Linked DNA regions of Homo sapiens: region 1 is linked to region 2. Evidence: read pairs that join two places in POLR2A ChIA-PET (ENCODE). Cell type or tissue: HepG2. All regions are shown on one strand. Links, peaks and the distances in the headings refer to the core of each region. The heading gives the core; the rest is flanking DNA.

Region 1 (5,371 bases), core at 175-5,174, 99 kb before region 2:
GGATCACTTGAGGTCAGGCATTTGAAACCAGCCTAGCTAACATGGTAAAACTCTGACTCTACTAAAAAAAAAAAAAAAAAAAAATTAGCCAGGCGAGGTGGCTGCCCTTGTAGTCCCAGCTACCCGGGAGGCTGAGGCAGGAGAAATGCTTGAACCCAGGAGGCGGAGGTTGCAGTGAGCCAAGATCACGCCACTGCACTCGGCCTGGGCAACAGAGCAAAACTCTGTCTATAAAAAAAAAAAAAAAAGATGCGTATGATGCATGGACCCTTTTTACATTTTTATTTTTTTTAAGCTCATTAACTATCATTAGTGTTAGTCTATTTTATGTGTGGCTCAAGACAATTCTTCTTCCAATGTGGCCCAGGGAAGCCAAAAGGTTGGACATGCATGGAAGGGGATGGGAGGCAGTGAATATACAAAAAGTCTTCCTGGAAACAGGGACCTCCACACTGATCTGACACAGACAAGCGCTCAGAGAAAGCAAAGTAAGTATGAATCAAAGAACCAAGCAAGAAAAGCACTGACTGCATAATTCTGCAGACCCAGGTTTTGGTCCTCACTCTGCCATGGCTTAGATATGACCTGAGATAGGTCCTTTCTCTTCCTTTCTGGCACCTGTCTCTGCATCTCTGAAATGAAGGCCTATTAGAGTACATGACTTATAAGGAACAATTTTAAAAGTTTAAAATCAGGACTGGGTGTGGTGGCTCATGCCTGTAATCCCAACACTTTGGGAGGGCAGGGCAGGAGGATCGCCTGAGGCCAGGAATTTAAGACCAGCCTGGGAATATAGTAAGATCCTGTCTCTACAAAAAGTAAAAAAATTAGCTGGGCATGGTGGGATATGCCGGGACTACTCTAGGTCCTGGGGTGGCTAAGGTGAGAGGATTGCTTCGGCCCAGGAGGTTGATCCTGCAGTGAGCCATGATAAGTGCTACTGTGCTCCCGCCTGGGTGACAGACAAGACCCTATCTCAAAAAAAAAAAAAAAAAAAAAAAAAAGTTTAAGATCACTCATCCACCAGAATCAATGAATCAACTTATTTTACCAAGGATTTCACTGGATTTTTACTTAAAATCCCACAAATATCTAGTTCTTTTTATTTTTTATTTAATTTAAAAATAGCGACAAGGGGCCAGGCCCGGTGGCTCACACCTGTAATCCCAGCACTTTGGGAGGCCGAGATGGGCAGATCATCAGGTTAGAAGTTCAAGACCAACCTAGCCAACGTGGTGAAACCCTGTCTCCATTAAAAATGCAAAAATTAGCCAGGCATGGTGGCACACACCTGTAGTCCCAGCTACTCTGGAGGCTGAGGCAGGAGAACTGCTTGAACTCAGGAGGCAGAGGTTGTAGTGAACCGAGATAGCGCCACTGCACTCCAGCCTGGGAGACAGAGCAAGACTCTGTCTCAAAAAAAAAAAAAAAAAAAAAAAGCAACAGGGGCAGGGTACGGTGGCTCATGCCTATTAAAATACAAAAAAATTAGCTAGGCAGCCAGGTGCAGTGGCTCACGTCCGTAATCCCAGCACTTTGGGAGGCCGAGGAGGGCAGATCACGAGGTCAGGAGATCGAGACCATCCTGGCTAACATGGTGAAAGCCCATCTCTACTAAAAAAGAAAAAAAAAAAAAAAAAAAAAAAATTAGCCGGGCGTGGTGGCGGGCGCCTGTAGTCCCATAGTTACTTGGGAGGCTGAGACAGGAGAATGGCATGAACCTGGGAGGTGGAGCTTGCAGGGAGCCAAGATTGCGCCACTGCACTCCAGCCCGGGCTACAGAGCGAGACTCTATCTCAAAAAAAAAAAAAAAAATCAGCCAGGCATGATGGTGTGCCCCTGTCATCCCAGCTACTCAGGAGGCTGAGGTGAAAGGATGGCTTGAGCTTGGGAGGTGGAGGCTGCACTCTGGCCTGGGTGACAGAGCCAGGTGCTGTCTCAGGAGGAAAAAAAAAAAAAAAGCAACAGGGCGAGGCATTCCTGAATATCTCTTTTTTTTTTTTTGAGACGCAGTCTGAAGTCTCGCTCTGTTGTCCAGGCTGGAGTGCAATGGTGCGATTTCCGCTCACTGCAAGCTCCGCCTCCTGGGTTCACGCCATTCTCCTGCCTCAGACCACAGGCTCCCGCCACCACGCCTGGCTAATTTTTTGTATTTTTTAGTAGAGACAGGGTTTCACCATGTAAGCCAGGATGGTCTCGATCTCCTGACCTCGTGATCCACCGCCTCGGCCTCCCAAAGTGCTGGGATTACAGGCATGAGCCACTGTGCCCGGCCTGAATATCTAACTCTTAACACTTGGTTCTTTAACTCATGGCCCATTATAAGCAGATTTACATATGCCTCCAGTTTAAGTAATCCAAATTCCAATGACATCTCCAACAGTCTAAGGACTCACTGAGACCACCAAAAAGTTTGTTTCCAGGCTGGGCGCGGTGGCTCACACCTGTAATCCCAGCACTTTGGGAGGCCGAGGCAGGCGGATCACGAGGTCAGGAGTTTGAGACCAGCCTGGCCGGCTTGGTGAAACCCTGTCTCCACTAAAAATACAAAAAAAAAAAAAAAAAAAAAAATTAGCTGGGCATGGTGGTGTGTGCCTGTAGTCCCAGCTACTCAGGAAGCTGAGTCAGGAGAATTGCTTAAACCTGGCAGGCAGAAGTTGCAGTGAGCTGAGATCGTGCCACTGCGCTCCAACTTTGGCGACAGAGTGACACTCCGTCTCAAAAAAAAAAGTTTGTTTCCAGAGTCCATTATAATTTAAACAAGAAGAAACACACATAGAGACAGGTCCTGGGCAATCAAAAAACAAAGACTCATAGTTTAATGAATACAAAAACAATGTATCTGCTGTTCACCACTCTCTGGATCCCTTGTACCCTGCTCAGAGCTAACCACCCAGTGACTGGTTTTGTTTTGTTTTTTTGAGACACAATCTCACTGTGTCACCCAGGCTGGAGTGTAGTGGTGCAATCTTGGCTCACTGAAACCTCTGTCTCCCAGGCTCAAGAGATACTCCCACCTCAGTCTCCTGAGTAGCTGGGACTACAGGCATGTGCCACCACAACTGGCTAACTTTTAAATTTTTGGTAGAGACTAGGTCTCACTGTGTTGCCCAGACTGGTCTTGAACTCCTGGGCTCATGTAATCCTCCCACCTCCGCTTTCTAAAGTGCTAGAATTACAGGTGTGAGCCACCGCACGTGGCCAATACAGTGACTATTGAATAAATATTTACTGAGTGGGACTGATGGATTGTAGAGTGGGTGACAAGAGAAAGGAAGGAAAAGGGACCATGGCTTCATCCGATGGCAGTCAGTTCACATTTAAATCAGTTGGCCTCCAGGTCAAAGAGATGCGATATGCAAAAAAGAGCTGACAAATGAAGAATTAATTAGAAGGTAAAAAGCTCATGGCTCATCTACATTTAAACAATCTGATTCTACCCTCATCTGAGAGGCCATTCTTCAGTCTGAAGAAAGTTGAAGGCAATCATCACAAGGCTGACTTATAATCTTTAAAAAAGCACTTTTCAGCCTTCCATAGCATAAAACCTGGCCCACAGTAGGGACTCAATAAATGTTTGAGAATATGAACAAGCTGGATGCATCCCTCACCTTTGCCATTCCTAAATGGAGGAACATCTATGCTGTCATTCCCAGGAGGAATGGACAAACATCCACGTGCAGAAGACAGAGAAACTCAGTTAGTTAGATGTCAAGAAAGAGGAAGGCCGCATGGCTTCTCTGATCCACGTGGCACATGCCAGTTTCTTTTTCTTTTTTTCAAAGAGACGGGGTCTTGCTATGCCACCCAGGCTGGCCTCAAACTCCTGAGCTCAAGCTATCCTCCCGTCTCGGCCTCCCAAAATGCTGGGATTATAGACATGAGCCACCGCTCCCAGCCCATGCCAGTTTCTTGAGGGAGGATTCCATTTACCACATCAAAGGATGTCTCAGCATCTTAGGATCTTAGGATCCTGAGTCACCCAGGGAGAAACTCACCCAGAGGAGACGAAGCAGCCATGGTGACTGGTCATCACACAGCTACTGGTAAAGGAGGGCTACGAAAGATCTCTAAAGGGAACTAACTATATGAATGGCAAAGAAACAGGAGCACTATCCCAGCTCTAACAGAATGGTCAGCCTTCTAAACCGCACAAATCTTTGTCTCACAGATCTCAGCACTTGCCTGCTTATAACCTCTCAATGGCTTCCCATTGCAGGCAGATAAAACCCAAACACCATGTCATCACCAAAGGCCCTGAATATTCTGGATCTTACCCATCTATATCTTCTTTCCACTGTTCACCCTTTGTTACTTGCACACGTCAAGCTCCTTCTCACCTCAGGCTTCTGAATTAGCTCTTGTTGCTGCTGGAATCTGGAATGCTCTACCCAAAGCTGCCTCTTGTTCGCACTTTAGGTCTTGGTCACACCTCACTTCCCTCACTGCCTTATTCAATGAAGCCTCTCATACCATTTATTTATCTGTTAGTCTCCCTTATATCCTCACAGAGGTAGGACCTTGTCTGTCTTGTTCACCTCAATACCTCCCAGCACCCAATCACTGTGCCTGGCACAGCTGTAGGTGGTCATGCACATCTGTGAAACAAAGCAATTAGGTAGAACACTTAGGTCCTATACCACGAATCCTGTTGACCACCCTCCTTCTCTTGAACTCCTATTGTCTCTCCACCAATACTACTCTCCTCTAACTTTTCCAAGTCTCTCCAATAGGCTATGTTTCTTCTGCTCATCCCTGGTTCAACTAACCACCCAGTTTCTGACTCATATCTCCATCTGTTTTCTGTATACATCTAAAGGCAAATAAAAGCCAACAGATTAAAAGTGATCTTTTCATCTTCTCTGTATTCTAGGTCTCAATATCTATGTCCAACATCATACAGAGTTTCTCAAGTCAGAAACCTCTAGATTCCTCCTTCTTCCCCACCTCTCCAAATCCAGTTCTTCCTAAACGAAAGCCCACAATACACTTCACTAATACATATCCTTTTTTCCACAGATTTGCACAGATTCCAACACAAAGTATCCTTGATAGTATCCCAGGCAGCTATAACCAAACAGAATTGGGACTCTGGGAAATCCATTTTCTTCTTCTACCAGTACATCATGCTCTAATTATAATACCAAATTGCTTATAGTTCCCTGCACACATCATCTACCTTTTCTCCTGTGGTTTTTTTTTTTTTTCTTCTTTCATTCGACTGGAAGATTTCCAGCTCCTGTTGTTTGGCAGGAAGCCTTCTCTGAACCCCTAGGTCAGGTCAAGTCCCTTCTTCTTCCCCTCCACAGTACCCTATACATCTTCTACTTGATTATAATAAAAGGAACTATTTCTATAATCCCTCTCTATC
Region 2 (5,371 bases), core at 233-5,232:
TTCAATATAGAGTCACATTCTGTTAGCCAGGCTGGGGTGCAGTGGTGGCATCATTGCTCGCTGCAGCCTCAAACTCCTGGGCTCAAGTGATCCTCCTGCCTCAGTCTCACAATAGCTGAGACCACAGGCACACACCACTCCACCTGGCTAATCCATGCTTGCTTGCTTGCTTCCTTCCTTCCTTCCTTCCTTCCTTTCTTCCAGAGACGGGGTCTTGTTATGTTGCTCAGGCTGGTCTCGAACTTCTGGGCACAAGTAATCTTACCACCTTGGCCTCCGAAAGTGCTGGGGTTACAGGCACAAGCCACTGCATAAAGCAATTTTCCAAACACTCTCTCGCTGGCCTCTCCTTAATTTCTTCAAGATAAAGAGGGAAGGCCGGGCATGGTGACTCACATCTGTAATCCCAACACTTTGGGAGGCCGAGGTGGGGGGATCACGAGGTCAGGAGATTGAGACCATCCTGGCTAACACGGTGAAACCCTGTCTCTACTAAAAATACAAAAAAATAGCTGGGCGTGGCACATGCCTGTAGTCCCAGCTACTCTGGAGGCTGAGGCGGTAGAATCGCTTGACCCCAGGAGGCAGAGGTTGCAGTGAGCCAAGATCGTGCCACTGCACTCCAGCCTGGGTGACACAGCGAGACACCATCTCAAAAAAAAAAAAAAAAAAAAATGCCGGGCGCGGTGGCTCACGCCTGTAATCCCAGCACTTTGGGAGGCCAAGGCGGGTGGATCACGAGGTCAGGAGATGGAGACCATCCTGGCTAACACAGTGAAACCCCGTCTCTACTAACAATACAAAAATTAGCCAGGCGTAGTGGCGGGTGCCTGTAGTCACAGCTACTCGGGAGGCTGAGGCAGGAGAATGGCGTGAACCCGGGAGGCGGAGCTTGCAGTGAGCCGAGATTGTGCCACTGCACTCCAGCCTGGGCGACAGAGCAAGACTCCATCTCAAAAAATAAAAAATAAAAAATTAAATAAATAAATAAAGGATAAAGAGGGAAATAATTACTGTCTTATTTTGTAGCTCTTGAAATTGAGACTCAGAACAGGTGACTGGACTCATTCAAGGGCATATAGCCAGGTAGACTCAGAGAGAGAGAGATCCCAGAGAAGTCCTGCAGTTGAAGAAATGCAGTCACTTAACTCTTTAATTTTTTTTTTCTTTAGAGGTGGGGGTGTCTTGCTATATTGCTGCTCAGGTTGGTCTTGAACTCCTGGCCTCAAGTGATCCGCCTTCCTCGGCCTCCCAAAGTGCTGGGATTACAGGTGTGAGCCACAGCGCCCAGCCTATTTTATTTTATTTTATTCGTTCAAGGCTGTTTCTCAGTGTGAACTATTTCATTTCACTATTCCTTTTTTTTTTTTTTTTTTTGGAGATGAGGTCTTGCTATATTGCCCAGGCTGGAGTGCAACAGCTACTCACAGGCACGATCCCACTACTGATTAGCACAGGAGTTTTGACCTGCTCCATTTTCGACCTGGGCTGGTTCACCCCTCCTTAGGCTACCTGGTGGTCCCTCGTTCCTAGGAGATCACCATATCGATGCCACACTTAGTGCAGACACCTAATCAACATAGTGAATTACAGCCCAGAACTCCTGGGCTCAAGCAATCCTCCCGTCTCAGCCTCCCGAGTAGCTGGGACTGCAGGCACATGCCACTGTACCTGGCTAGTTTTCCGTTTTACCTTCCTTCACATGCTGACTCACCCTCAAGTGGTACCCATTCTCTTTCCTGATGTTTCTACAAAAATCTTGAGATTGAGCTTAATAGTCCAAGTCTGGGTTATCTGGTCATCCCTGAGCTGTGGTGTGGACACGGTGAATTGCCGAGGACAGGGTGGTGTCACGGGAAAAGGAATGGCTGTACCGTGCAGGCAAAAACATCAGAAGGTACCTGGGTTAGTGTCTAGCACAAAGTTGTAAGTGTTCAAAGAACGGTGGCTATGACACTGTTTATGGTCCCTTCTAGCTCTGAAATGCTATGAGTTGTACAACGCTTTGGTTGATACAAAGCCATCTGTAAACGTTGCCAGTAAGGGAAGCACAGGATAACAATTTGAGTTCACATAAGGTCTAGCCAAAATGCCATACAATGAGCTGAAAGGGTGCCTGAAACCAGGTGCAGTGGCTCACACCTGTAAGCCCAGCACTTTCGGAGGCCAAGGCAGGTGGGTCATCTGAGGTCAGGAGTTCTAGACCAACCTGGCCAACATGGCGAGACCCCATCTCTACTAAAAATACAAAAATCAGCTGGGTGTGGTGGCTTATGCCTGTAATCCCAGCTACTTGGGAGGCTGAGGCACGAGAATAGCTTAAACCTGGGAGGTGGAGGCTGCAGTGAGCCGAGATCGTTCCACCGCACTCCAGCCTGGGCGACAGAGCAAGATTCCGTCTCAAAAAAAAAAAAAAAAAAAAGTAAATGCCTGTGGCCTGCCTCCTTTTCTTTTTTCTTTATTCTTTTTTTTTTTTTTTTTGAGATGGAGTCCTACTCTGTCACCCAGGCTGGAGTGCAGTGGTGCGATCTTGCTCATTGCAACCTCTGCCTCCCGGTTTCAACGTTTCAAGCGATTCTCCTGTCTCAGCCCCCCGAGTAGATGGGATTACAGGCGAGCACCACCATGCCCAGCTAATTTTTTGTATTTTTAGTAGAGACGGGGTTTCACCATGTTGGCCAGGCTAGTCTTGAACTCCTGACCTCAGGAGATCTGCCCACCTTGGCCTCCCAAAGTGCTGGAATTACAGGCGTGAGCCACCATGCATGGCCTGGCCTGCCTCCTTTAGTAGTGGAGCAGGGGCAGTAGCAGTGCCAGAACCAGGGCATGGCCTGGAAAGGACTTCCTGAGCCTCTGGGGCCTGCTACATCCATAGCTCTTTCAAAAGATCCTGCTTCTATCAGCACTAAATCATCTGGCTGGACCTGGGACTGGACCTGCCCTGGGAGCTGAAGGGAGCCATGCATAGCTAGAGCAGAAGTGCGGGCTCCAAAGCCTGACCAATGTGGATGCTTTAGGTTAGGTGGTGATCGTGATCAACCAATCAGAGCATTCTCTGAGGCACGTGTGTAGTGTGAGTGTGCCTGTGGGTACCAAGCCCAGAGGAGGCAGTCATGAAGCTCAGGTTACATTCAGGCCTCATTCAGACTGTAAACCATGGAAATGGTGCCCCCTGGAGGTGTGTGCTGCAACAGCTATTCTGTCGGCCATACCTGGATGCTGGCAGGTGGGGCTGCTACCAGAATAATGGGTTCAACATTCAGGCTGCCTCCCTGCTTCTCACGTGAGACCTCCCACTACCAATGATTGTTTGGGTATAGTTGCATCCTCACTCTTCAGAAAAATATTCTTGTCTCAGATATACTGAGTATTGTGGATATATTGGTCGCCTAGAGGCCAGGCAGGTTAGGATTTCTCCTGGCAGGGAGTATCAGAGAAGCCAGTTGAGTGTCTGAGATCACACAGCAGAGGGAAGAGTTACATTAAAACCCAAGACCCCCTACTCATCAGCAGCCTTTCCTAGCACTGCAGAATCCTGTGATTTGGGAGCAGCAAATCCATGGTGGCACCCCTGCCAGGTGCTGAGAGGCCCAGCAACAGGCCCAAGGATGTGGGGTCTCTAGAAGGCCCCGGAAGCTACCAGCCCTTCCCCCAGGTCAGAGGAGCTGCCTCTTTGGCAAGAGACGTGAATCGGCCACAGGCGCCTCCTCCAGCTTTTGATGAATTTTCCTGCCACTGGTGCTAATTTCCTGAAAGGCCTTTTCTTTCACCTTCAGGCTCCCCCTCAAAAGGGTTCTTGCTCTTTGTCGGCGGGGGATCCATGATGATCACCCAGCAGCTACTTGGTGAGGTCACCAATGTGCTCTGCCAGCAGCTCCTGTGGCTGAAAGGGCTTGGAGTGGACAGGGGTCCTGGACCATGGCTACAGGGGGCTGAGGCCAGAGTCCTGTCCTAAAACAGGGACTGTTCCCAAAGAAAGTCTGGCCCAGGGAGGCAAGTGGTCTGCCTGAGGACACACAAAAGAACAGGCCCAGACAGGAACACACATCTCCCTAAATTCTGACTAAAAGGCGTGGTGAACCCTGCTCTGTCGGCCATGTGATCTCAGCCTCTGAGTTCTTTCTGGGCTCATCTGGGCCCTCCTCCCCTACCTACTGGCTTCCCAAACAGACCCAAGCCTAACCCCTCATGGCAGTGGAGTCATCATTGCACAGACGGCTGGTGGTGGGAGTTGAGAGTGCTGTCTTAACAAGCTTTCTGTGGGGTGGGAGGTCTGTTTGTGCCTCCACCCTGGACTGGACACCTCTTGGGGCTTTTCCTGGGCCCAGTGGGTAGATGCCAAGGTCTCCCAGGTCTGGGGAGGGGCCATGTGAGTTCCCAGACCTGGCTGGGTGGGAGTGTGCTAGGCCAGAGTACACCAGGGGCCATCCTGTGAGTGGGGGAGGTGAGTGATCAGAGCTGACCTCCTGCCTTGGCCTAAAGTTCCTTGGAAAAACAGTACACCTGCCCTTATGTGTCACTAGGTCCTAACCATCTACTTTGGGAACTTGCTTGCTCGATTCCACGAAGGACCCACTGTCTAGTTCTCTGCCACCATCCCCTGGTCTGCCCACTTCCACTCTCTCTTCCTCCAGTGTCTCTGTACTAGGTAACCTCAAAGACCCTCCTGGAAGGTGAATCTGACCAAGACATGCCCCTCCCATGGCTCCCTAGTGCCTCAGCATAGAGTCCATGCTCCCTCCCAGCTTACAGGCCTGGTGCTCCAGTTCTGGGCCATTTCCTCTTTCAGTCTTTCTGTGGGGGCCATGCTGACTGACATAGAGCTGCTGGGACTGAACAAGCCAATTCCTGCCTCCAGGCCTTTGCTCCTGCTGTGCCCTCTGGCTGAGACAGCTTCCCCTCCACTCCCACCTTCACTCCCTCCACTATTCCCTATAGGTCCTTTCAAAGGCTCCTCCAGGAAGCCCTCCCTTTCCATCAGCCTCCCACCCCAAGGTGTCTCAGTGGTCAGACAACTGTGATGAAAAACAGATCCCTGCCCATGGCTACCTTCTGAGTGTCCAGGCATGCCCCCTCTCTTGTCTGAACTGCCCCAGCACTGCCCTGGCTCTCTTTCCATTTGTCTGTCTGGCTGTGTGTCCACCAGCTTCTGCCTCTTTCGTCCATCCCTGACTTTTTTTTTTTTTTTTTTGATAGGGTCTCACTCTGTCGCCCAGGCTGGAGTGCAGTGGCACAATCTTGGCAACCTCCGCCTCCCAGGCTCAAGCGATTCTTGTGCCTCAGCCTCCTGAGTAGCTGGGATTACAGGTGTGTGCCACCACACCTGGCTAATTTTTATATTTTTAGTAGAGACAGGGTTTTACCATGTTGG

Evidence for each region. ChIA-PET counts read pairs that join two places held together with the same protein. Peaks named below come from ENCODE experiments on the same cell type or tissue, not always from the same donor. Only the 100,000 strongest peaks of a DNase experiment are listed, where the experiment ranks them.
Region 1: POLR2A ChIA-PET joins it to region 2 with 13 read pairs; 16 of 35 experiments call an interaction of 5 or more read pairs at or near these places.

The regions. Positions count from the first base shown.
Region 1 is chr16:67,114,400-67,119,770 of GRCh38, reverse strand. All of the region lies in intron 1 of PHAF1 (phagophore assembly factor 1), which reads right to left. Among named protein-coding and RNA genes, the nearest start is that of PHAF1, 7.1 kb to the right of the region's middle. In HepG2, for the core only: no CTCF peak of the experiment used is centred there; a DNase peak (open chromatin) is centred at 2,870; H3K4me3 peaks cover 692 bases.
Region 2 is chr16:67,015,824-67,021,194 of GRCh38, reverse strand. It overlaps the pseudogene RN7SL543P. Among named protein-coding and RNA genes, the nearest start is that of CBFB, 11 kb to the left of the region's middle. RefSeq lists a silencer at 3,257-3,306. In HepG2, for the core only: a CTCF peak has its summit at 3,167 (motif pointing left); a DNase peak (open chromatin) is centred at 3,084.